Linked DNA regions of Mus musculus: all the other regions are linked to region 1. Evidence: chromatin loops called from intact Hi-C (ENCODE). Cell type or tissue: left cerebral cortex. All regions are shown on one strand. Each heading gives the region's core, and the rest is flanking DNA. Links, peaks and the distances in the headings are about the cores only.

Region 1 (7,855 bases), core at 1,738-5,737:
AGGAACAGAGCCCAGCAGGGAAGACTCTCAGACCAGACCAGCTGCCTGGAAGAGACAGAAACCAGCTGAGCTGCCTGGAAGGGCTTTAGACCAACTGAGTCACTTGGAAGGGACACTCTCCAACATGTTGAACTTCCTGTATGCTCTCGGTCCCAGCTTTGTGCACTGTCACCCTCGCTGGGGTGGGGTTTGGTGATGTAGTTTGCGTGTTTGTGAGTTATTCCGGCTCCTTTAAGTGACCCCTCACCTATATTCCTGTAAATAATCCCAACAAAACTCATGGTTCACCAAGTTGGACTTTGGTGGTATCTGTACTTTGGTTAGTCATAGGTGCCCTGCCTGGGACAACACAACACATGGCTAATTACACTTCCTCAAGGCCCAGCACAACTTTGTGGGACAGCCTCAGGGGCTCAGTAAACAGTTTTTGGATTCTTACCCTGGTTGGTTCTTTCTCGTGCACAATTGCTCTGTGCCAGGTCCGGTTTGCGCCAGTTGTCCCATGGCTCAATGTCCAATGTCGCCTTGCTGTGGCGATTGTCATTGGCTCTTCTAGGTAGCCCAGGAACATTGTCTTTGCCCACACACCATTCTTCCTTCAATTTTAAATTTCTTTTCATTTTAACTTTTGAGACAGGATCTTACTATGCAGTCCTGGTTGTCCTGAACTTGCTATGTAGAACCAGGCTTGTCTTGAACTCACAGAGATCTGCCTGCCTCTGCTTCCGGAGTGCTGGGATTAAAGGCCTATGCCACCATACCCAGCCTCCCCCTTTCCCCTTTAAAGATCTCCAAATAGCTGTCACCAGTGGGGTATTCTCTTTCTTGTCCCCAGTCTGCTTTCACTGGAACGTAAGCACCATCAGCAAAAAGCTTCCTTCTGTCTGCTGTCTCCCAGTGCCCACTGTGGTGTCTGTCATATGTAGCAAGAGCTCAAAATGTGGGTGGAACTTAAGGGAACGTGTGGATCTTGTATCAGTCACCTTTCTTATCACTGTGAGAAAAACACTGACAGAAGCAATGTAGAGGAGGAAGAATGTCCTTGGACTTGTGGTTTCAGGGGTATTGGTTCCTTGTGGTGGGGAAGATAAGGGACATTCCTGTGCCCAGGGGTTATGGTCCCACCTGTTCATGCCATGGCGGCTCAGGAAGCAGAGCCCTGCAGATAGAGGGCATATGAAAAGAACTCACGGCCACAGTGAAGTATCAGCAAGGTCTACGATGAGCATGCAAACTCTGAAATAAAACACCCATCTTTGCCCTTTAGTGTGCAGACCTTCCTTCTAACCTAATGGGCTGAGTTCAGGGGCAGAATTTAAGACTCCTTGCGTTGCGAAAGCATTCAGCCAACTCTGTGTGACCCTGGAGCATATCTTTCCTTGGTTCTTTGCTTTGTCCTATAGGATTTGTGTAGATACCCTTTCCATCTGTCAAAGCCCCATCACCACCTCTGCAAACAACTATCCCTACCCCCACCCCATAGCCAGACACAACAGTCGTTGGCCCACTTTTGGGAGGACAGACCTCAGGACAATATCACAAGGACTCTGGAATTGAGTCGGGCTGAAGGAGTGGAATTACGGGGTCCTGGGCATTCAGGCATGGGAAAGATGGATCCTGGTGGGTTTCCCTTGGCTCCTCAGACTCTTGGGCCTGTGGGGCCCAGGTGCAGCTGGTAGAGGCCCAGAGCTGTGCCTGTTTTGCCCATGAGTAAAACTGACCTCATCCCTCTGCTCCCCTGAAGCGGGCTAGAAGCCTGCTGAGGACCCATGCTGACTCTCCCTCCTACTGGTTGGCGCTTCACTTGTGGCTGAGGGAAAGCTCATCTCTCATTTATTTATACACAAAATGAGACTGGGTGGAAAGGTGTTTAAAACCAATGCTTCTATATCCTTTTATATCTCCCTCCCAGTACCAACAAGTCATACAAAGTGCTAAGACATTGCCACTGTCCATTGCATAGTTTTGTATGAATGCTCTGAGGCTGTGTCTTAATCCCTATTTTTAGACACAAATGTGCACAGAGGTGTGACTAGGTGTGGGGGCGTGCATGTTCACTTGTGTATGCACACACATGAGTACACACACACACACACACACACTTCTGCTTCCCTTTGGCATTCATTCCTGCTGGATCTGCAGAGTCACACTATCTGCCAGCTGAGCCCTGGGAGTCATTTTGCTAGACACTGAGGGAGAATGCTCTAATTCCCTACAGAGGTTGGTTTTACGTTTTGAGAGCAGAGAGACCAAGGGACTCTGGGGATCCCCTTTTCCTTAGAAAGTTGATGCCCTGGGGTCCTTCCTGTTAGCCCAAGGTTGCATTTTTGTTAATTTCTAGCAGTGTCTGAGTTGACTCAGAATGGTGTGGGAGATTTCTTCCTCCCACTGTCTAGTGCAGTTGGGAACTTCCTGGAGGCTGAGGCCAATTGTAAAGGACACATAGATTCCCATCAATAAATATATAATGAAATCTTCCTGGAGCCGTGGGGGATCCTGTGTGGGGCGATAACATGTTAGAACGTCATTTTAACTTAGTGTGTGTGTATGTGTGGACTAACAAGTTCATAAAAAATAACAACACAATAGGACTAAATGTCAAGAGCTGCTCCAGGCTGTGCCCCGTGGCCAGGTGAGTAATTCAGAGAAAAGCGAGGAGAGGGGAGCCATACCTAGGGCTATTGTGGTCAGGGTGCAAACATGCTCAGACAAGCAAACTCTCTACTTGGGTATGCTGGAGACAACTCCAAGAATGTATATGTCTGGGGGAGCAGGAGAGCAATGTATGGGGGTTGCTTATGACAAGTGACACAATGGAACGCAAAAATTAGGGTCATCAACAAAAGCTTATAACCTAGATTCTCATCTTCCCTGAAATTTAACAGGTGCCTATTTTTTTTTTTTTTTCAGAACAGGAACTTCTGATTCTTTGCCTAGATAGATGAGTTTGCCCAGCAAAACTGGGTAGCATCTTTCTGGGTCTTTTGCCTACCTCACTGAAGAGCAACCTTGATCCTTGGCCAGTCTGGATGGCTGACATTTCCCACTGTCTGTCATAGTTTCTCACTCAACAAGATACTTCTCTTATGCACGGCTTGCAGACCACGGCTGGTGCAACCTCTGAAATACAACTGTCCAAAATTGTAGTGTGTTCTAGGACCTTCCAACCTTATTCGGCCTTCAGAGTTAATGCACTTGGCTCTTAGCACAGAGACACATGCTAACTCCCATCCACACCCCCATTTCCCCAGGAAACTAACCCCCAACAAGGTCTTTTTCATCATATATTGGTGCTACTTTCTTTTTTAAAAAATAAGGCCTGGATCTGTGTGTTTGTGTCTGTCCACTTTGATTCAGCTTCAGTAGCCCCTTTCTGAAGACTCACTAAGCTCAGGGCAGTAGGCCTAGGTCTTACCAAAGGCCCACCTTTGCCAACAAGGTGGCACAGCTCTGGAAAGGCAAAGGATGGGCTGAGCCCTGTGTGCCTCCTCCCCATTCTTTTCCAGCGCGCGGGCTCTGGGAAAGAGAGCCGACTTCTCTCGGCTTTGTCCGCTCAGCAGCCCGGGGTCTGCCAGGGACCACGGCCGCCCCGCACACACACCTGCTGCCCGCCCCGCGTGGGCGGCTCGGGAGGAGCGTGCTCCGGAATCACCCGGTTTGCGACCGTTCCTCTAGGGCCCCGGGGGTGCGGGTGCGGGGCGGCGCCGTCCCGGGCGCCCTCCTGAGAGGCGGGTCCTGTGGGAGGGCGGGGACCGGGTCCCGCCTCGCCCTCCGCCGGGCCGCCCGCAGGCAGGCGCCGGGCCGGCCGGGAGGTGGTGCTCGCCTCCCCGCGCGGGGCCGTGCGTTGCCCGGCAGCGGCTGCGAGGCTCGGGAGGGGGCGGAGCGGCGCGGCCGGCGTGCAGCGGCCCCAGTCCGCGGATCCGGCCCGGCCCGCCCCCGCCTCGCCGGCCTCGCTGCGCGCCGGTGCTAGGCGCCCAGTCTCCGCCGCAGCGGACGCCGGCGTCCCGGGCCTGAGCGCGCCCACGCCCGGAGGCCGGGGTGTCGGGGAGCCGACGCGTGGCCATGGAGCGGGAGCCCCGCGCCAGGGTTGCACTGGTGCCGGAGCGGTGCGGCCGCGGGCCTTCCTCCCGCCACCGCCGCCCGGGGCTGCTGCTCCCCGGCCTCTGGCTGCTGCTGCTCGCCGGGCCGGCCTCGTGCGCCCCAGGTAAGCCTCGCGGAGCCCCCCGGGACGCGGCCGCCACCCTGGCCGCCTTCTCTGCCGCGCTCGTCACCCCCTGGCTTCCCCACCCGCCCATCCTCTTTTATTCTTCACCGCTCCCTCGCCCTCCTTGCTGGAGATGCTTTCCTATTCTTCCTGGGCCCTGCAAATAAAGGCATGGAGGAGAGGAATAAATCCAAAGGAAAAAAGAGCGAGCGGTTTCTGACCGGTCTTGCTAAAAGGTCTGCAACCTAGTCTTCCGTGAACCATGTTGCCCGAGGCGGGTTTGGTGGTTTCTGCTCCGAAGATGCCTATTTTCTTTTTCCCCTTTGCAAAATGCAGGCACTGGAATTGTGTTTGTGCACGGTTGTGTGAATGTGGCGTAGCGAATGTTTTGGGATACTTTTATTGTTGGGGCAAAGGGATGCATCTGGTGTGTGCAGAAGAGCAGTTGTGCATTGCCGTGAACACCCAGTGTTACCCCAGATGCAAGCAAGCTGGCTGTGTCCCCCAGTGCGCCAGGACACAAAGAACATTCAAAGAAAAAAATCTCTTGGAAAGCGCCCTGGCCATGGATCTTTCCAGGGAACTAGCTATTGGTATTACCTCCACAAAGGCATTACAATGGAGTGTGAAAATATTTTGAGTCTGAAGTGTCAGGGCATGAAAGGAGTCATGGTTGGTTTTTATAATAGATGCAATTTAGTGACTGTTCATCAGCATGGGATTAAGAGACATGATTTATGAGGCGTGTGGGTGGGTTTTGTTTGTTGAGGAAATGGTTTAATTCATGTTGCTTCCCCGAAATGTTTATTTATCCATCCTGAGCACGCACTGCACTGGACTGGAGACCATCTCTGAGGTGACACAGTGCATCCTGTGATTGCCCCAGCCCACACGTGCTTGGTTGCTTTGTGGGTAGGAAAGGAAAGGAGAAAGGAGCAGTTTAGGTGGAGAGCTTCTTCTCACTGCTCAGGAGAGACAGAAAAGCCATGAAAGCAGCCCAGAACCCTGCCTGCTTGTGGGAGCAGGGCCAGAGGACTGCCAAGTGGTTTGAAGGAAGTAGAACGCATTTGAAGGTGTCCCTTAGGCCCGACTGTGGGCATTATAACTAGTGCCACAAAGGGGATGGTGGAATACAAGCGAGGAACGGACTTAAGGGAGCACAGGTTGGGACCCATTCACTCGATCAGGAGGAAATCGAGGCAGAAGCATCTTGCTCAAGGTCACCGCCTGGATGATGAGAGGAATTGCTATAGCTCTCCATTCCCCTTTTTCTTTCCGTGACCCACAGGCCGGGGTCACAGCCGAAGCCTCCAGAGATTTCCGCTAGCTGGGTGGAACGCTGCCTCAGGGAGCCACAGCAGAGGTAGGGTTGACAGAGTGGGCCTCTTTTTAGGCTGTGTGTGCAGTGGCTGCAGAAACTTTGCCTACCTTAGCTAGCATCTCCTGTCCCAGTCTCGTTCCGAGAAGTCCAGTCCAGTGTTCCTCGGAGAGGAGTTAGTCATTCCGAGAGCTCTTGACTTTAGAGTCGACAGAGAAAGCTGGATTCTGCTGGATTTGACCGTCATGGGACCTAGCTCACTAATTGTTAACACTGATGTGTGCCAGGTGCTGTGTGACCTGGTCACATTATAGGCTTTATGATCCCAGCTTAACTGAGGAGGACCTTAACAGGTGTTTAGGAGAGTCTGGCTTCAGATTCTGTGATACGCTTAGCTTCCCGGCCCCAGCGTTTTTCCACTTGCACATGGTCATCTGAATATTCTGGAGAGGCTCTAGGAGATACAGTTGTTTTGCTAAACTTCAAGACACACAGTGGGTGTGTCTACACTGCCTCCCCGTTGTTTAGAAACCCCTTTTCGGGTTCTCTGCTACTCCTAATCCAAAATCCAATTAGGAGATGTGAAGTTAGATGTCTATCCGAGACCTGACTTCACAGAGATGAAGGCGGCATCCTTTCACTAAGTTGCTTCTCTGGTTTGCGTAGCTGCCTCTGGGCAGGAAACACAGAGCTAGAAGCAGTGTGTGAGTAGCATCCAACTTCAGGGGCCTGGCCTCAAAAATAAATCAAGTGTGGATGTGTGTGTCCACTCGGAGTGAACTGCTAGGTGGAGGGTCTTCAGGGATGACCTGAGCGGTGATCTGATTGCAGGCTTTGGGAAGCCAACTTGACAGAGGGTGTCTTGGTAAGGTGCCTAGGCTGCTGGTGGGGTGCCTGGCCATGGCCAGCAACTGTTGATCCTGGGACAAGGTGGTGTGTTTGGCCCAGGTTTTCCCTCGGTGGCACCAGGACCCTCTAGTCTTAGTGTCTTACTTTCAACAACAGCACGGTCAGGGAGACTTTGCTGAGGCCTGTCCTGGAGTGGTGAGGGTGAGGGGATGGGGGTGGTGCCTTAATCTTGTTTGCAGTTCCTCTGGGAGGCAGCAGTCTTATGTCTGGCTAACAAGTTCCCCATCTTCAGTAGAGATGGACTTGATTTTCATGTGGGCCCCCTTATTTACCGTTTTCAGAGAGAGCTCTCTGCTGTATTGATTTGTCGTCTGTTTCTATTTCCTTTAGCATTTTAAATGCATGATTTTTGTTGTTTTGCTTTTCCGGATAGAGTTTCTGGGACTAAAGGCTCACCCCCACCTGGTGAATTTTTTTTTTTTTTTTAAAGAAAACATTTTTAAGTTTGGTCTTGACTATTCACTGTTGTGGAAACACCCCGGAATGCTTGGAGATTTCTTTTGAAATGGTGCTTTCAGGTAGCCAGCCACCCACAGTGGAGAAGGAATGGGGATGGTGGCCCATTCCTTAGTCAGGGACCGTTCCTCTTAAGAATTAGGGTTAGCATGAAATTGACAGCATGGCAGAATCTAGAAATTAAAGCAAGGTGCAGAAAACAGCCACTCAGGACTTGGTATAACTCTGGGTAGCTTGCACTGGCCCTGAGTTCAATACCCAGGACAAGAAAGGAGGGAGTGTGGCTCACCCACAGTTCCACAGCCCATACATAACACTGTAAGTGGGTTAGGTTTTGTTTTTGTAGTAGAGTTTTGTTATATAACCCAGGCCTTAATGTGTAGACCAGGCTAGTTTTAAATCTGTGATGGTCCTTCTTGGGCTCCTGTGTGTGGCACTAAAGGCATGGGCTGCCACCACCGCCACTGCCACTATGACCACCATGATCACCACCACCACCATCACCACCACCACCACCACCATCACCACCTCCACCACCGCTGCTACTGCCCAGCCAAGCAGATGTAAATGTTATGGTGAATAGCTTTACAGATGGGTCTTTGCCTCTCTGTTTTCTGGTATCTATAGGTCTTTATTCTTAAGTATGTATTTGTACAGTGAGAATGATAATATGACTAACTGTCAGGTGTGCCAGGTTGGCTTCCTGTGTGTGTGCTTGGAGTGTGGCATGCTCAGGACATGGTGGTTGCATGAATCAGTAGTCTGAAAGTTGTAATGTTGGAAAAAGCCACAAAGATTTATGCAGCTGATATCCATCATCACATCCATTGATTATTTGTATCAACCTATCTACCTACCTACCTCTCTCTCTCTTTGTCTATCTATCTATCTATCTATCTATCTATCTATCTATCTATCTATCTGACACAGCATCTCTCTTTGTACTCTTGGCTATTCTGGAGCCCTGC
Region 2 (7,855 bases), core at 2,559-6,558, 94 kb after region 1:
GTGTGTGTGTGTGTGTGTGTGTGTGTGTGTGTGACTGCTGCCTTCTGAGAGGAGGCGACGCTTGGCTGGAAGAGACAGTATGGACCTCTATCTTAGTCACCAGTTCTCTTGTGAAAAGTGACACCATGACCAAGGAAGCTGGTACAAAAGAAGGCATTTAACTGGGGCCTCACTTACAGTTTCAGAGGTTAGTCCGTTATCATCATGGTGAGGAGAACGGTAACAGACAGGCAGACATGGTGCTAGAGAAGCAGCTGAGAGCTCTACATCCGAATCCACAGGCAGCACAGAGACTGGGCATGCTATGGGCTTTTGAAATCTCAAAGCTCCCCCACAGTGACACACTCTTCCAACAAGGCCACACCTCCCAATCCTTGTAATCCTTTCAAAGAGTCCCTGGTGACCAAGCATTCACATATATGAACTGATATAGGGGGCCATTCTTACGTAAACCACCACAACTTCGGAAGGGATGTGTACTGACTGGTTTTGAGTGTCAACTTTATACAAGCTGGAGTTATCACAGAGAAAGGAGCCTCCCTTGAGGAAATGCCTCCATGGGATCCAGCTGTGGGACATTTTCTCAATTAGTGATCAAGGAGGGAGGGCCCATTGTGGGTGGTGCCATCCCTGGGCTGGTAGTCTTGGGTTCTATAAGAGAGCAGGCTGAGCAAGCCAGGGGAAGCAAGCCAGTAATGAACATCCCTCCATGGCTTCTGCATCAGCTCCTGCTTCCTGACCTGCTTGAGTTCCAGTCCAGACTTCCCTTGGTGATGAACAGCAATGTGGAAGTGTAAGCTGAATAAACCCTTTCCTCCCCAACTTGCTTTTTGGTCATGATGTTTGTGCAGGAATAGAAACCCTGACTGGGTTGTAAGGAACTAAGTGGAGTTGGAGCAAGCTTGTAAGGAAGAGCATAGCCTAAACCATATAACAGAGGACGCTCTTAAGAGGCTTGTAGATGCATGTGAGATTGGAGCTGGGACACAGGCAGCCATGGCAGGGTCTGACGAGAGGAGCAGGCTGGACAGCTGTCCGCTTGCAGTGGTCACTCGGGAAGGCTCTGTGGGTGGTGGCTTAGGGGAAATGCAGTGCTCCTCCTAGCTCTAGACTCTGCTGAAACCTTCTGCATTCTTAGCACTCATGTCTCAGTCACCCCGGCTGCTACCCATGATTCAGGGTGGCCGCTGGGTACCAGAACCTTGGAGTGTTCTCCCACCTCAGAGACCACGGGGTCCTGGTGGCCACAGGGAGGACAAACAGGTGGCTATAACTCTGCCTTGTCTTCACTCTTTAAATGGAGACAACCTGATGGCTGTGGAGATTTTTCACCAATTGTTATCAGTCAAGTAATAAAATTCTACAACGGCACTCCCCACACCAGCATGGGTTCTTTGGGTCAGACTCTTTTGGGGTTTGCTGTATGGTTTCTATGGCCATCTTAACTGCCCTGTCCTTGGGGATCAGACAGGCCTGGGCACTTGGGGCTTCACTGCTGCGTTTTGTTCCATCTGGGTCTTGTTATATTTATGGCTCACATGTTTGAGAATTCATCACGTCTCTCTCTTGTTACTTGGCTGACCTGCTCGCCTACACCTCCCTGACTTGTCAGCAGTGCGTTCCCATGGGGCCCAGACAACTTGATTGTCCCTGGGATGATAGGTTGAGAAAAAGAAAGAACAAAAGGACCATCTTTCTTCAGAAATAACTGCTGTAATTTGAATATTAAAGACTCAAATTCACCATGATCTCTCTCCTATGAGAAACTGATTAAAGCCCATTTTCACGTGGAGGATGGGGATACAGTGCCAGCCTGGCTTTAGTCAAGATTTTATTTTTAAGGAACCGAAAAACTAGCTCCTAGTGCTTCAGAAAGCGACGTTCGGGGTATGTTAAGAGCCGTGAACTCCCCGTCGGGGGCGGGGCACTGCTTTATTGATCTTCTCTGTGTAGATGGCTTTTGTGTTGTGTTTAAGCACAGATGAGTTGCCCTGTTTTTATGGTGGTTGAAGGTGGTGACTTCCCCAGCCTGTGAGCTGGGCTCTCATGAGGATGTTTAAGGATGTGAGCTGAAATCGGCAGTGGGCCACAGGACTTGTGTCTTGGGGGTGAGTCTTGGTTTATCACCCTGGTAAGCTTGGTGTGTCACTGGGCCATCCTGTATTTCACTCAGGCTTTAGCTGTTTGTGGAGGGTCTACTGTGTGTCACGTTGCTATTCACAAAATACTTTATTTAAACTTCCGTACATAGCTGTAGCTGATGTCCTGAAGGATCCACTATTTATATTCATTACTTGGGATTTATTTCATCAACCAGTAGCAGTGAGAGGGCCACCAATCTCATTTGCATAGCCTTGGCATTAATAAAGCATTTTTGCATGTGGCCATGTTTGTGTCTGACCCGAGCCCTGCCATTCTCTAAGGGGAGGCAGTCACTGCTTGGTCGTGGCCTATGTGGAGGGTCCTGCAGGGGCCAGCGCTGTGTGTCTGTTTCGACATTATTCTTTCAGAAGCCTTTGCTTAGAGGGATGGGCTGTCACTCCTGCAATTTGACTAAAGCAAGCCCTGTCATGGGTAACTACGCTCGTTCGTACCTCGTTCTTTAAGACAAGTGCTGTCTTTCCTATGGGAATATGTAGACAAGCTCCCCACAGTTTCTTAGCCAAAGGCCGAGCTGCTCAGATGGCCACAGTTGTCTGCTACTTCTCAGGTGGAGGCACTTTATGTATGAAGAAGCTAAGAGACTATGTAGCTCAGAGGGAAACATATGTATAAAATTGGAAATTGCTCATTTGGGGATTTTCCTCATTAGTTGGGAGTAATTGGTGTCAAATTGTCAATCTTCTAGCCATCTTAAAAAGGCTGGACAGACACTTGAGAATTATGTGGATGGGTAGATTTATAATTTCAAGATGAAAATAATATTTATAATTACATATTTCCTAAGTTAGAACAATGTATATAAGTCTGATAGACAGGAACCCATCCTAATAGTTAAAGTAGTTTGAGTTTTTTTGTTTTTGTTTGCTTTGTTTTTTTGGTTCAAGAGTTACCTAATTTTTCTTATACATACATACACACATACATACATACACACATACATACACACACACACACACTTACATACATACATAGATGCTTTGCCTTTAAGAGCTCAGCTGAATCATTATGGTAACTTAAAACAAACAAGGGGGGCTGGAGAGATGGCTCAGCGGTTAAGAGCACTGACTGCTCTTCTGAAGGTCCTGAGTTCAATTCCCAGCCACCATATGGTAGCTCACAACCATCCATAATGAGGTCTGACTCCCTCTTCTAGGGTGTCTAAAGACAGCTACAGCGTATTTACATATAATAATAAATAATTTAAAAAACAAGGAAAAAATATTGGGGTAGCAAGTGTGGCCTTATGAAGGGCATATTGCTGATTGCTGTTAAGTGTGTTGTTTTAAGAATGTATTGATTATTTTATGTATGTATGTGGTGTGCCTAAGTGTGTGTATGTGTACCACATGCATGGAGGATCCCTTGGAGCCCAGAAGAGGGGCTTAGATCCCCTGGAATTGGTGGTACAGATGGTTGTAAACCACTGTGTAGGTGCTGGGAATTGAACCCAGGTCTTCTGCAAAAGCAACCAGTGACCTTGACCTCTGAACCATCTTTCTGGCCCCTCAAGTACATTATTCATGCTTAAGTCCAAATGTGTTATTCTAGAGCTAATCTGCTATGAACAGAGGGACAACATGCCAATGAGCAGAGGCCGCTCCTGGGGACACTCATTGAGGAAGGGGTCAGCATGGGGTCAGGTGACTGGAACACAACCCGGGTGTCCAGTAACTAAAGGAACCTAATGGAAGTTTCCTGCAGAAACGAATAAGAGTTCAAGAAAACAAAGATGCCTGACATCTTGGCTCTATTATTGCTTTTTTGATTTGAAGTTAAAACTTTGGGTTGTTTTTTTGATGTAGATAAAAAAATTTTTCTTATACATACATACACACACACACACACACACACACACACACTTACATACATACATACAAAGCATACATAGACCCTTTTTGGCTTCTGTGGGAATCTGCACTCACATTTGAACACACAGACACAGACACAGACACACACACACACACACACACACACAGGAAATACAGTTAAGATAGGGAAGGAGGAAGCCATCTTCAGCCTTATTGTGCTTCGACAAAAGGGACCCACTAAGCCCGGTGAGTCCTTGGTATTTGGTGTCTGGAGGTTTCTATTCTCTATACAGAGCACTCCAAGAAGCTACTGTGTTCATAAGAGCTGGGATTCTCTTCAGTAAGGGGCAACAAGACTTTTAAAAGAGTCTGGGGAGGGGGATCCTCTGCTACTAGGAAATGTTTGTCCACCTGCAAGGAGACCAAGTAGACCATTTGGGGGAAGGCAGTTGGTTTTGGGTTTGTCATTTCCCATGAGGTGCTGCTGAGTCCAGAAATGCATGGAACAGCGGCCTGCTCTAGTAAAGGAAGCTCATTAATTAGAGAATATGGTTGCCAGCTGGTCTGCCTTTTGTTTCCAAGCAACTCTTTGTAAACTATCCTTACAGTACCATTTGTCTCCCTCTGCTGGCAGAAGTCATTATCGCAGACTGCCTTTTCCCTGCCCATTTGGATGTTTAACATTAAGAGTATTAGGTCACAAGGCTAAGCCAACAGCATCACTTTTGAGCCGTAAAGTAATGCATTATGACATCACCTTTGCTCCTATACATAGTATATTGTGTGAAAGCATTCCTTAGGACTCTGATAAAGTCAAGCAGCATTCCCAATGAGCAGACCCATCTGGGCAACTTCATCTTTTTCTAAGTTAATTAATTTTTAATTTTTATGTGCCTAAGTGATTTGCTTGCATGTTTGCGTGTGTACCACATGTTCCTGGAGCCCACAAAAGTCAGAAGAGTTGACCCCTAGAACTGGAATCAACAGGCAGTTGTGAGCCACCATGTGGGTGCTGGGAAGCAAACCTGGGGTTCCCTGGAAAAGCAGTGTGCTCTTAACCACTGAGCCACCTCTACAGCCCCTCGGAGCTGCTTTTTTTTTTAATGCACTTCCATTCTCCTATACTGTGCAGGCTGGATTTGAGGAAACTGTTAATACTCACCCTTGGTCCTTGCAGTGTCATTAAAATGATGTCACCAGACATGGTACTGTGCATCTCAGTGCTGTGCATGACCTCCCTCAGAGGCTCAGAAGCTACAGTCTAGAGGAGGTGCAGCCCCCAAGCTCTGATTCTGGGTGTGGTGTTGGGTGCCTTGGTGTCCTCAGAGAGAACGCCTGTGTCTAGCAGCGAGTACAGGGTGCTTCTGAAGACGTTTGGCTGTGGGCCTTTCTAGGAATGCTTTATCCGTTGGTTGCTGGTCCGCTGAGCTCTCCAATGGGCCTGTTCCTTTGAAGTCTCCTGTTTTCTTTCATGCTTCCTTTGCTTCTCCCCAGTTCCAACTTGCTAGATGTTCTCTTAACAAAGACTCTACACTCATGCTTGCATGTCACTGGACAGGCAGCCGCCAGCATCGCCTCTCAGACTGAACATCTCCTCTGTCTTTCAAACTAACCATGTTGAAAAGGAAGTCTGCTGTTTTATCTCCTTTGCTCCTTTAAAGACCCACCCTTAATGTCACTGCCTTGTTGAGGACCAGGCTTCCAGGCCATTCATTACCTGTTCAACTTTGGATTCTTCTGTCTGCCGGGCTTTTCCCTTCCACTGATTTCGAGAGGGAGAGCCAACCTTTCTTCTCTCTCTGTTTCTCTATCTCTCTGTGTGTCTGTCTCTCTGGCTGTCTGTCTGTCTCTCTTTCTCTTTGTTGCGATCTCTCTGTCTCTCTTTCTCTCTCTGTCTCTCTCTCTGTCTCTCTCTGTCTCTCTCTCTGTCTCTCTCTCTCTGCTAGTCTGTGGGCAGACTGTCTTGATTTCACGCACGTGGTGTCGCTGGGTCTTCGAGTCTGCTCAGATTTTAGAAATCTGCCTCTTTAGAAATAGAGGCTGGTTGTCCAGAGGCTGACTTTAAAAGCCGCCGTTCCGAATGCTCTGTGTGCAGCCTGGCTCCTCTCTCCGCCTCCCCACTGCATTCTGCCCCATGAGCGCAGCTACTGTAATCTCTTCTCAGCCTCTGGTAGTCTCCGTTCATCTCACAATTTGATCTACAGCCAAGTCTCTGAAGCCCCTTTCCCTATAGAGAATGCCTCACACACAGGTCTGTGACAGTGGAGCAGGTGATCTGTTGGAATGGTTTTGTATTGTGGTCTTGACATTTAATCCTCAAGTTCTTGTTTAATCTTTCATAAGCATCTGTGATGAATTCTAAGTATAAACAGAACCTGGCACCCGATCTGTTACAGAGATGTTTGTTGAACTGGGTTGGTGGCTTTGCTGGCAGCCTTGGGTCAGGGGTCACGGGCCTCTGGTCAGCCCTCAGTCTCTTGCTGCCCTTGGACCTCACGCTATCCACCCCGTGTGTTTTACTCTAACCACCCATTGTGTTTCACGCTAACCACCCCGTGTGTATTACTCTAACCACCCCGTGTGTTTCACGCTAACCACCCATTGTGTTTCACGTTAACCATCCATTGTGTTTCACGCTAACCACCCCGTGTGTTTTACTCTAACCACCCATTGTGTTTCACGCTAACCACCCCGTGTGTTTTAGCTGCAGATCCCCAGCGTGAAGGGCTTCGATTTTGCTAAGCAGCATCTGGGCCAGCACAATAAAGACGACATCCTGATTATTCATGAGCCAGCGCCACTGCCAGGCCCTGTGAAGGACCACACCACACCCTCAGAAAACGGAGATGTGCCGAGCCCCAAGTCAAAGCTCCCTTCCAAGAACATACGGCTCAGAGGGAGGTTAGTACTGCGCTTTCTAGACTGTTCTCTGCTGCAGACTCTGTTTCCGCTTTCGTGGCTTATTCTGATATCAGAAACACAAGTGATGAGTATTGCCTTGGGCCGGCAGCCTGGGGGCCGGTTGACTTCTCCAGTTCTACACATAAACCCTGAAGCATTTTCTGTTCCTTCTGCTGGGCCTCTGGATCCGGCTGTGTGACATCTTCCCGCCCAGTGCTTATTTGTGTTGGGTTGCTCCCAGGTTGGATTGTGAATCAGACAGCTAGAAGTGTTTCCTGTGGTGACTGTCCTAAGCTTTGTGAAGGTGATACAAGAAAAAAATGAATGAAAAGGGAACAGCAGGGGCCAGCAAGATGGCTCAGCAGGTAAAGGTGCTTGCTGTCAAGTGTGATGGCCTGGATTCGATCCCTGGAACCCACATGGTGGAAGGAGAGTTGTCCTCTGACTTCTGCACAGGTGTTGTCGCACACTTCTCTCTGGAATAAATAGACGGATTGGGGGAAAAAAAAAAAAAAAAACAACCAAAAAAAAAAAAAAACCTTAAGGGCTGGAGAGATGGCTCAAAAGCTAAGAGCACGAATTGTTCTTCTAGAGGTCAAGTCCCAGCAACCATATGGTGGCTCACAACCATCCGTAATGAGATCCGATGCCTTCTTCTGCTGTGTCTGGAGACAGCTACAGTGTACTCATATAAATAAAATAAATATCTAAAAAAAAGAAAACCCAAAAACCAGTTAAAGTACACGGCCCATGGCACACAGTCAGTCAGCACGCCTCGTGTGCTTGTGATCCATCCACTGGTAGCTGGCTGTGACCTCCTGCTTTGTCTGCAGGTGATCTTTATCAAGCCCTCCATTTTTCTTTGCTTCTTCCCAGCTTGTGACCTTCGTTAGCACATCACAGGCTCTCACCCGCCCCTCCTTGTCCTTTCCCAGTCTCCCTCCAGTCCCTCCTGTCCAGAAAACAGAGCTTGTGGAGAAATG
Region 3 (7,855 bases), core at 2,559-6,558, 58 kb after region 1:
ACACATCAAAATTAAGATTTCACAGAGCCAGGTTGGCACAAATGTGGACACCAAGAGATGTCTAGTATTAGGCTTAGCAACAGCCAGGTTTTCAGATAATGCTAGTGGGAGTATAAATTTGCTCATCAACTTTGAGATAATATTTGTTTGCTTGGCAAATTTCCAGATGGACACGTTCCTAGACTCAGTATTCTGTTTTACACACATGTGCGCGCGCGCGCACACACACACACACACACACACACTCGACACGCACACATACACGTATAAAATGGTACTTCTTGTCTACCTGGTACTTGGGAAGACATGGAGGACAGAGTATCCTGGCAGAGGATATTGGTACATTTGGGGCTGGGAGAAGAAGGAAGGCACTGCTTTCTAAGTCGGGGGTCGGGGGGGAAGGATACCCGTGTGGGAAGACACTGAAGATTTCCCTCAGGACGCTCTGAGAACTAGAAGGAGAAAAGTTGGTGACAATTTGCCAGGTTGGTCATGGGTTTCATCTGCCTGCCTTTGCCTTGCAGTGTGAGGTAGCGGTGGGGTTAGTTTCATTTTGTAGGTTGAATGCCTACAGTAAGTTGAGAGGAGTCATAGTGTTTTGAGAACTATACAATTTAGGAAAACAAACAAACAAACAAACAAACAAAGAAGTTCCATTTGGGTTAAAGCTTTTAGAGATGGGTGACACTGCTGTCCTCCAGGCCAACTCTGAGAAAGGGTGACCTTTCTTGTCAGCACTCAGGCCTGTGTCCTGGAGCTTGGCAGTGGGGCTTAGTCTAAAACAGGCCTTTGCGTAGATCCCAGGAGCCAAACTTCTCGTGTACATTCAGCTCAGTTATAACAACACAGCACAGTTCGACATGCTTTCAACCGCGTTGGTTAAAATGGACTGGTTTGGCAAAACGTTTTGTAGATGAAGAGAGTACAAAACTGATTTTCTAGCCTGGACCCTGGCCACCCCCACCTCCACTCCCATCCTCAGGAGATAGGAATATTTTCAGCAAGCTAACTTAAACCCTGTAAGCCTCATTTGTGACAGGAGGGGATTGACCGGGGTCTTAAAGGGATCCGGTTGGCTGGAAGAGTTCATGATTCAACAATGTTCTGCTGTAGTTAGGAAAGGTTTGGGATAGAATAAAATGACTTAAAATGAATTCAGAATGCCACACTTGTTTTGCCTGCATGAGTCTCAGAGAGACAGACAGACAGTTGGGGGGCTCTGCAATTAATCTGTGAACAGGCCTGGCATGGTGCTGAGAGTATATGGGCAGTTTCTGGGCTGGAATATGTACCATGGCCAGGTCCAGGTGAGCACCCAGTGAAAGCGGTGTGGGGACAAAGTGCCTCCATACTGGCCCAGGGGGACGAGCTCTCAGACAGAGTTGGGACACCACAGCATTTGCTTTGTCCACAAGGCCCCTGCGTCATTTCCACGCCCAAGTCACTGCCTGAGAACCAGCAGCAACTCTCCAGCCCTGTCCCTTTTCTGTCCTCAAAGAGAAAAAAGCCTTTCACTCTTGGGTGATCTACAGCTTTATAGCTTGGAAACTGATCTCCAGGGCTTGAAATGAGAGTCCCTGGTGCCTTTTATGTGGAGAGAGCCTCACCTGGGCTTTCTAACCTCTTCCTGAATTAACTACAGAGGTAATTCCCTCTGGCATTGCAGCTGCCACTCCTTAGGAGCTGGTGACTCTCCTGGGGCTTGGCAGAGAGAATAAAACCTCCCAGGTTGGAACCTTTCAGCCTCAGTGTGAAGTTTTTTTGGTGTCTGTGCTTTTCCAGTTGGGGACTTTTAGGTTTATTTTGGTCTTTTTGGTCACTTTGCCTTTCCTCATCCCTGCCTTTTTATTTAACTGTAATTTGTGTCATATCTCAGTCTTAAATCAGCCACTGAACAATATTCTTTTTGCTTTATCTCTTGCATCCTCTGACTCACATAAAGATGTGTTTCTGACTCAGGGATCTTGCCTTCTGTTTGGTTCTTACATTTTAAAACAAGTTATAGCAGAGTGTTTTTATTATTTAAAAGTGACTATGTGTCTGAGTGTATGTTTTTGTACCACATGTGTACAGGAGCCTTTGGAGGTCTGAAGAGGAGTAAGATCCCCTGGACCTAGAGTTACAGACAGTTGTGGGCCACCATGTGGGTGCTGAGACCCAATCCCAGGTTCTTTGGAAGAGCAGCCAGTGCTTCTAACCTCTGAGCTATCTCTTCAGCCCTGTAGCAGAGTTTTAAAGCAGACAAAGTTACTTATTCTTAGGCAAACTTTCAAATGTGTATCAACACAGTTGGACAGTATTATGAATTCATAACCTTTTAGATGTGTGCTGATGTTTTTCTTTTCTTGTTGTCCTTATTTGTTTATTATTGATTTATTTTACCATAGAGAAGGATAGCCACTCTTTGGCCCGAGCTTGGTATGTGGCAAGGTAAGATAGTAAGCATTTAGATACGAAACTCTAAAGCTAGGCTGTACAGACGATCGCATATGCTTAATGATGTTGCTGTGAAACAGTTTTGTCATGCTTTTTTTTTTTTTTTTTAAATTAGGGGCTGGGGAGAATGCTCAGTAGGTGAGAGCACTTGCTGCTCCTGCAGAGGACCTGGGTTCAGTTCCCAGGTCTCACGTCTGGCAGTTTGTAGCCACTGTAACTCCAGTTCCAGGGGATCCAAATCCTCCTCAGTGTTAGAGATCAAACCAAGGGCCTCCTGCCTTCCAACTGTGCTCCACTACTGAACCGCATTCCTATGCAGTTTTTAGTCATGCCACAGAGAACGGAGTGGTAATTTGCACAGCTTATAACCAGTGTGAGTTTGTGACTTTCAGAAGCTAGAAGTATGCTATCCATGAGCCTAAGTATTATTTGCAAGTTATTGTGTGTTCTCAAAATAGATTCAGCAGAATTTCGTTTTGACTCCCAACTGCCATTTCCACCATGGGTGTCGCATGCAGACCTTGGGCTGTCCTTCCTTCAGCTCGTCTTTAGTTGTAGCTTCTCTGTACGGTTGTAGCTGGATAAGAAGTGTGTTTTGTAAAGACACATAGATTATGCAACAGCATTATTGCGAATGTATGCCATCATTTGACATTATCTAGTTTCCAACTAGAATTTCTGCATATTGGCGACTGTTTGTAGTGAGTGATTTTTTTTTTTAAATGTATTTATTTTTACTTTATGTGCATGATTTTTTTGGCATTATTTTATGTATTTGGTATTTGCAGAGGCCAAAAGAGGGTGCTAGACCACCTGGAATTGGAGTTACAGAAAGGTTTTGAGTTGCCACATGGGTGTGGGGAACTGAACTCAGGCCTTCTGCAAGAGCAGCCAGTGCTCTTAACCACCGAGCTCTTTCTGCAGCCTTAGTGAATGTTGATTTTTTGAATGAGTGAATTTTTATATCTGAAGTGAAATGTTAGCACTCTGACTTCCTGCATGGCAGCTAATTCAACTTTGCTTCCCTTACTAGATGACCTCTCCCTGGCTCAGCACAGCCATCCTGTACGCCCCTCGGACTTCCTGCCAGAGAGAAGCATCCTGCACAGTGCTGCACAAGTGACCTTATCAGAGACTGTTCCCAGGTCCCAACCAAGCATCTCTGCCCTTGTCCTCTCCTCTCCGTCAGCGACAGCTTTTGATACAGCCTTTTTAAGCCAGAGACAACAGACTCAAAGTACAGCGGAGCCCAGTTTCTTTGAGGCAAATTACGGATCCGTGACGAGTAATGAGGTGGCCCTCGATGATGAGGAGATGGATAACTTTTTGCCAGATGCTCATTGGACCTCTTCAAGGGGGGTTTCCCCAATGCGGTATATCACACCGAGTCCACCAGAGCCACCCCAGGAAATGCTGGAGCCTGGCACGACCCCATCACTTCCCACCATTTCTTTGCCGGATGAAGTGCTGTCCGGATGTCAGAACACAGTGCAACAGGCAACTGTATATGTGGAGCCGTCCACGTACTTCGGCACTTCTTGGTCAGCTTTTCTCACGTCTGAGGGCATCATTCCAACTCCTAGTAGGAATTCGGTGCTTCATCCTATAGAAATTCACAGCCAGTTATCAAGCAAGGCTTTGCCAGAGACAGTAGCTTCTGTAACAGAGGGCGCAGAAAACCTCCTTTTTAGCTCCCGGATTTCAGTGTCTCAGCCATCAGGCAATGGCATGACTCAACAGCCATCTGTCCCCCTGTGGGAGGTCTCACAGCCTCTAGTGGGTGTCCTGGCCACAAGCTCGGACAGATACCCTAATGAGACCACTGCTTGGATCGAACACCCAGAGGAAGCCATCGCTCTAAGAGCACACCCTGGCATAACCACGTCACCCACAGACCCCACTTTTAGCAGTCAGCCTTCTGCTCTATTTTCAACCCCACTTTCATCTGTGTCTTTTGCTACCCAATTACCTGGTGTTTCGGAGGACTCCTTCCTCTCTAGTGAGGCCAGGGGAGCCTTAGAGTCATGGCATAGCTCCCCAGTCCCCAGTTTTACTGACCATCCTTATGTCCTGAGCCCCGAGTCTTCCCTGAGACCACACACAGGGTGTGTGTCTTGCGTTGTCTCATCATTTCAACAAGAACTGGCCAGGAGCCTAACAGAGAAGGACATGGGGTCAGGCGACAGGCTTGAGACTTTGTCTACTGCCTCGGTAGAGGCAAGTCATGTCTCTCCATTGAGCAGTGTGGGCACAGACCTCTCTGAACTTGAAGAGCCTCAAGAATTTAATACGCTTTTCCCTTCCAGACCTGTGTTTTCCTTTTCTTCCAGACCTGTGGGGCTGTGGAAAGCCAGCATGGATGTGTCACCCGAGGTGGATGTGAGTGGCATTGCCATCACTCAGGTGTACCCTTCCCATGGCCGCCTCTCCACACCAAGCTCACTGGATTCGACTTTTGGCTTCTCTGTCACCAGTGATCTAGTGATGTCATCCAGTATGATCCATCTGTTGTCCTCTGTCATCCCCAGCACCCATTTTGACTCATCTTTCTCCTTGACTGCAAATCAAAACAGTCCATCCTTTCCAGCTGGAAAGCCAAGCCTTCTCACCTCTCCCAGTCTGGTCCCCTCAGCACAGTCTAGCGCTTTCTCTCACGGAGCACCTACCAGCTCTCTGGAACTCCAGTCTGGAAGTCGTTTGGATTTCACATCCGGCTTTTACTCCACTCCGCCCCTGGACTTCAGCACTCCAGCCCCTTCACGGTCAGACGAGCTTGCTTTCCCATCTTTGATGTCAAGCGATCCATCAACCTTCTTTTCTCAAACTTTTTCCACCATGGCTGAGACATTTTCACTGTCCAACTCTATGAATTTGCAATCACCTCAGCTTTCTGTTCTTAATCCCACAAGTCTAGAGCCGTCTCAGCCACAGTCAAGTGCAGACCTTCTTTTGAACACAGTCACTGTTCTTCCTAGTCCCCCCGAGAGGCCCCCACTTTCAAGCTCCCCCTCTGACTCTCTCGAGTTCACCGAAGTATCCAGAGTTTCACTGAGAGAATCCCATGTTCATCTTACCTCAGCTTTCTCTGAAACTACCTCTGCCTTTGAATTTTCACCCATTCCCCATGAGTCCACTATCAGCACACTGGTGCCCTCCAGCTCTGAGCCCTCTCTTGGCATCTACGCAGCTGGGACTCACCTCACATCACTGCCAACAACTGTTTTCCATTTGACACCCATTTTAACCGAGTCATCTCCATTCTCGACTCTGACACCTTCCGATGGCAGTGTGCGTGTGACAGATCATCACACACCAGTCTTACCCACACCCTCCAGTGTCATTCCAAGCAGCACAGAGTCGATCTCTGACCCGTACCTGTCAGCCTCCTCATCACTTGTTTCTGAAGTAAGCCCTTCACCTCCGCCCACAAAGCCAGTCATGGGCTCATCATTGACATCCACAGATTTCCCGCCCAGTACTTCCCCAGAACTAAGTACATCCCTGGAACTGAGCATGCCCAGTGCCAGCACTGCCCCTGGTGATACTGTGGACTCTGCTCTGAACAGCGAGCCTATGAGTCAGAACCCTCAGGGGAACAGTGTACCCCCTCCCCAACCCTCCCTCGGTCCTGCTACCACCTCCACGCTTGAAGCCACAGTTGGTACACCAGCACTGGCCACAGCCAAGCCGCCATATGTGTGTGATATTACGGTTCCCGATGTCTATTTGATCACAACTGGTAAGGCCCTGCTTCCAGTCACCTCTCTGAGATAGAGGACTTCTCGAGGTGTTTGTGTGCAGAATTACAGGACACCATTGTGGTTAGGAGAGTAGGTGTTGGCCTCACATAACCTGTGGGTAGCAGTCCTGTTCCTCTGCTGGCCTCGTGCCAGCTGTCCACTTACCCGGCCTCTTAATCTGCTTTCACAAGTGTTAGAGGAGGACCGTAGTGATGTTAGCTCCATTAGGCTACTATAGAGATTTAAATGTGTAAAATACAGAGCACCTAGGAAATGACCACACAGGATTGCATATTAGTTAGTAATTATCATAAGGTAGAAGAGGCTTGATTTACTTATTATCTGTTTACTGTAGGCTAAATATTTTCTTCCTCACAAAACAATCACAAAGCAGCTTTAAAATGGTTCTACAGGCTTGAAAAAGCAATTGCAAGCTTGTAAGTTAGAAATCTCAGTGTTTATGATAGTTAATGATGTGCCCCATTTTATAATTTTTCTCTGTAGATAATTAGAAGCTATTTCAGGAGCCTCTGACTATCAGGTATCGCACTGTATAATTTTTAGGTGTACTCGTGATTGACTTTTGTCGTCCTTTATTTGAGTGCGTTTAACTGCTCTTGGCCTCACAGAGCGGTTGCTGTGCGCCTGCCCTTCCGCAGTTTTGATAACTGGCGGAGCTGTGTCTCCACACTGTTCTGGACGGGCCTCAGCTCGTCTGCAGCCTCATGTATGTTGGCTTCTTTCTTCTTGGCAACTGTCGCCTGGGAAGAGTCTAGACAAACGTAGAGGGATTGATTGATTGATTGACTAGATGGCTCTCCATAGTAATGAAGTGGAGCTACTTCAGGGGTGTTGATCCTTGATGGCTTTAGGGGGACCCTTGGACTCTGACCTCCACTGACGGGAGTCAGGCTTTGTTTGAAGGTCTCCATACCTCTCTTCTCTTGGCTTTGGAGAAACTGTTGATACAAACCAATTTGTACGATACATGTTTCTGGGTGGTTCCGAATTTCCAGCCTCACGTCCTCGTGTTACAGGTTTGCCATTTCCTGTCTTCCTCAGATGAACCACAGAAGTTGGTAGTTATGGTGGTGGTCAGTGGGGGCCATTAAGTAGCGATCAGCTCTCCTGAGTAGTCCCGTAGCTGCACGGAGCCACTGGTAGGCTGCCCTCCTGCCTCCACTCAGGTCTTCTGATGTTGGTGTTCTCTACACCTCACCTTCCTCACGGTTAGCTCCTCCTGCCTTCCCTCCTCCCTCCCACAAGACCTTCCCACTCATTTTATTTTTCTGTCTTTCTGTTCATCAGTCATGGCGTAGTCTGTCTAGTCAGAGCCTGGTAAGCCATGCTGCGCCGGCTGTTGGTGGGATCAGCCAAGGTAGCCAGACTGGACCATGAGTTTGTAATGATGCCATGGACTGAAGAGGTGACAACAAGTGACACTTACTGGGGAAACAAACAGCTTAAGCACTTGTTTTTTTTATATAATGAATGGAGAATGGGGAGTGATTCTGTCTTACGTTTCAATAATTAAAACAGGATGATGAAACATTGACTAGTGGGACTAGAGAGATGGTTCAGTGGTTAAGAGAGTATGCTGCTCTTGCAGAAGATGGGAGTTCAAGTCCCAGCACCCACATTGGGTGCCTCACAGCTGCCTGTAACTCTAGCTCCACGGG

What was found. A loop is a pair of places that touch in the nucleus more often than their neighbours do. Peaks named below come from ENCODE experiments on the same cell type or tissue, not always from the same donor. Only the 100,000 strongest peaks of a DNase experiment are listed, where the experiment ranks them.
Region 2: it touches region 1 in a loop (2.4-fold over the local background); 29 of 42 quality-filtered maps call a loop at or near these places.
Region 3: a loop joins it to region 1, with 3 times the contacts of the local background. A loop is called at or near these places in 5 of 42 quality-filtered maps.

The regions. Positions count from the first base shown.
Region 1 is chr6:38,250,217-38,258,071 of GRCm38, reverse strand. D630045J12Rik (RIKEN cDNA D630045J12 gene) reads left to right here and starts at 3,933. Exons shown (of 20, transcript NM_194061.3): 1 at 3,933-4,204. The coding sequence starts at 4,063. In left cerebral cortex, for the core only: a CTCF peak has its summit at 3,790; DNase peaks (open chromatin) are centred at 4,441, 4,637, 5,060, 5,582 and 3 more places; H3K4me3 peaks cover 2,424 bases; H3K27ac peaks cover 2,210 bases.
Region 2 is chr6:38,157,065-38,164,919 of GRCm38, reverse strand. It overlaps D630045J12Rik (RIKEN cDNA D630045J12 gene), which reads left to right. Exons shown (of 20, transcript NM_194061.3): 11 at 6,676-6,872. Among named protein-coding and RNA genes, the nearest start is that of Gm52858, 21 kb to the right of the region's middle. In left cerebral cortex, for the core only: a CTCF peak has its summit at 4,602 (motif pointing left); a DNase peak (open chromatin) is centred at 4,588.
Region 3 is chr6:38,192,704-38,200,558 of GRCm38, reverse strand. D630045J12Rik (RIKEN cDNA D630045J12 gene) reads left to right here. Exons shown (of 20, transcript NM_194061.3): 2 at 3,470-6,175. Among named protein-coding and RNA genes, the nearest start is that of Gm52858, 57 kb to the right of the region's middle. In left cerebral cortex, for the core only: no CTCF peak of the experiment used is centred there; DNase peaks (open chromatin) are centred at 4,091 and 4,975; H3K27ac peaks cover 1,302 bases.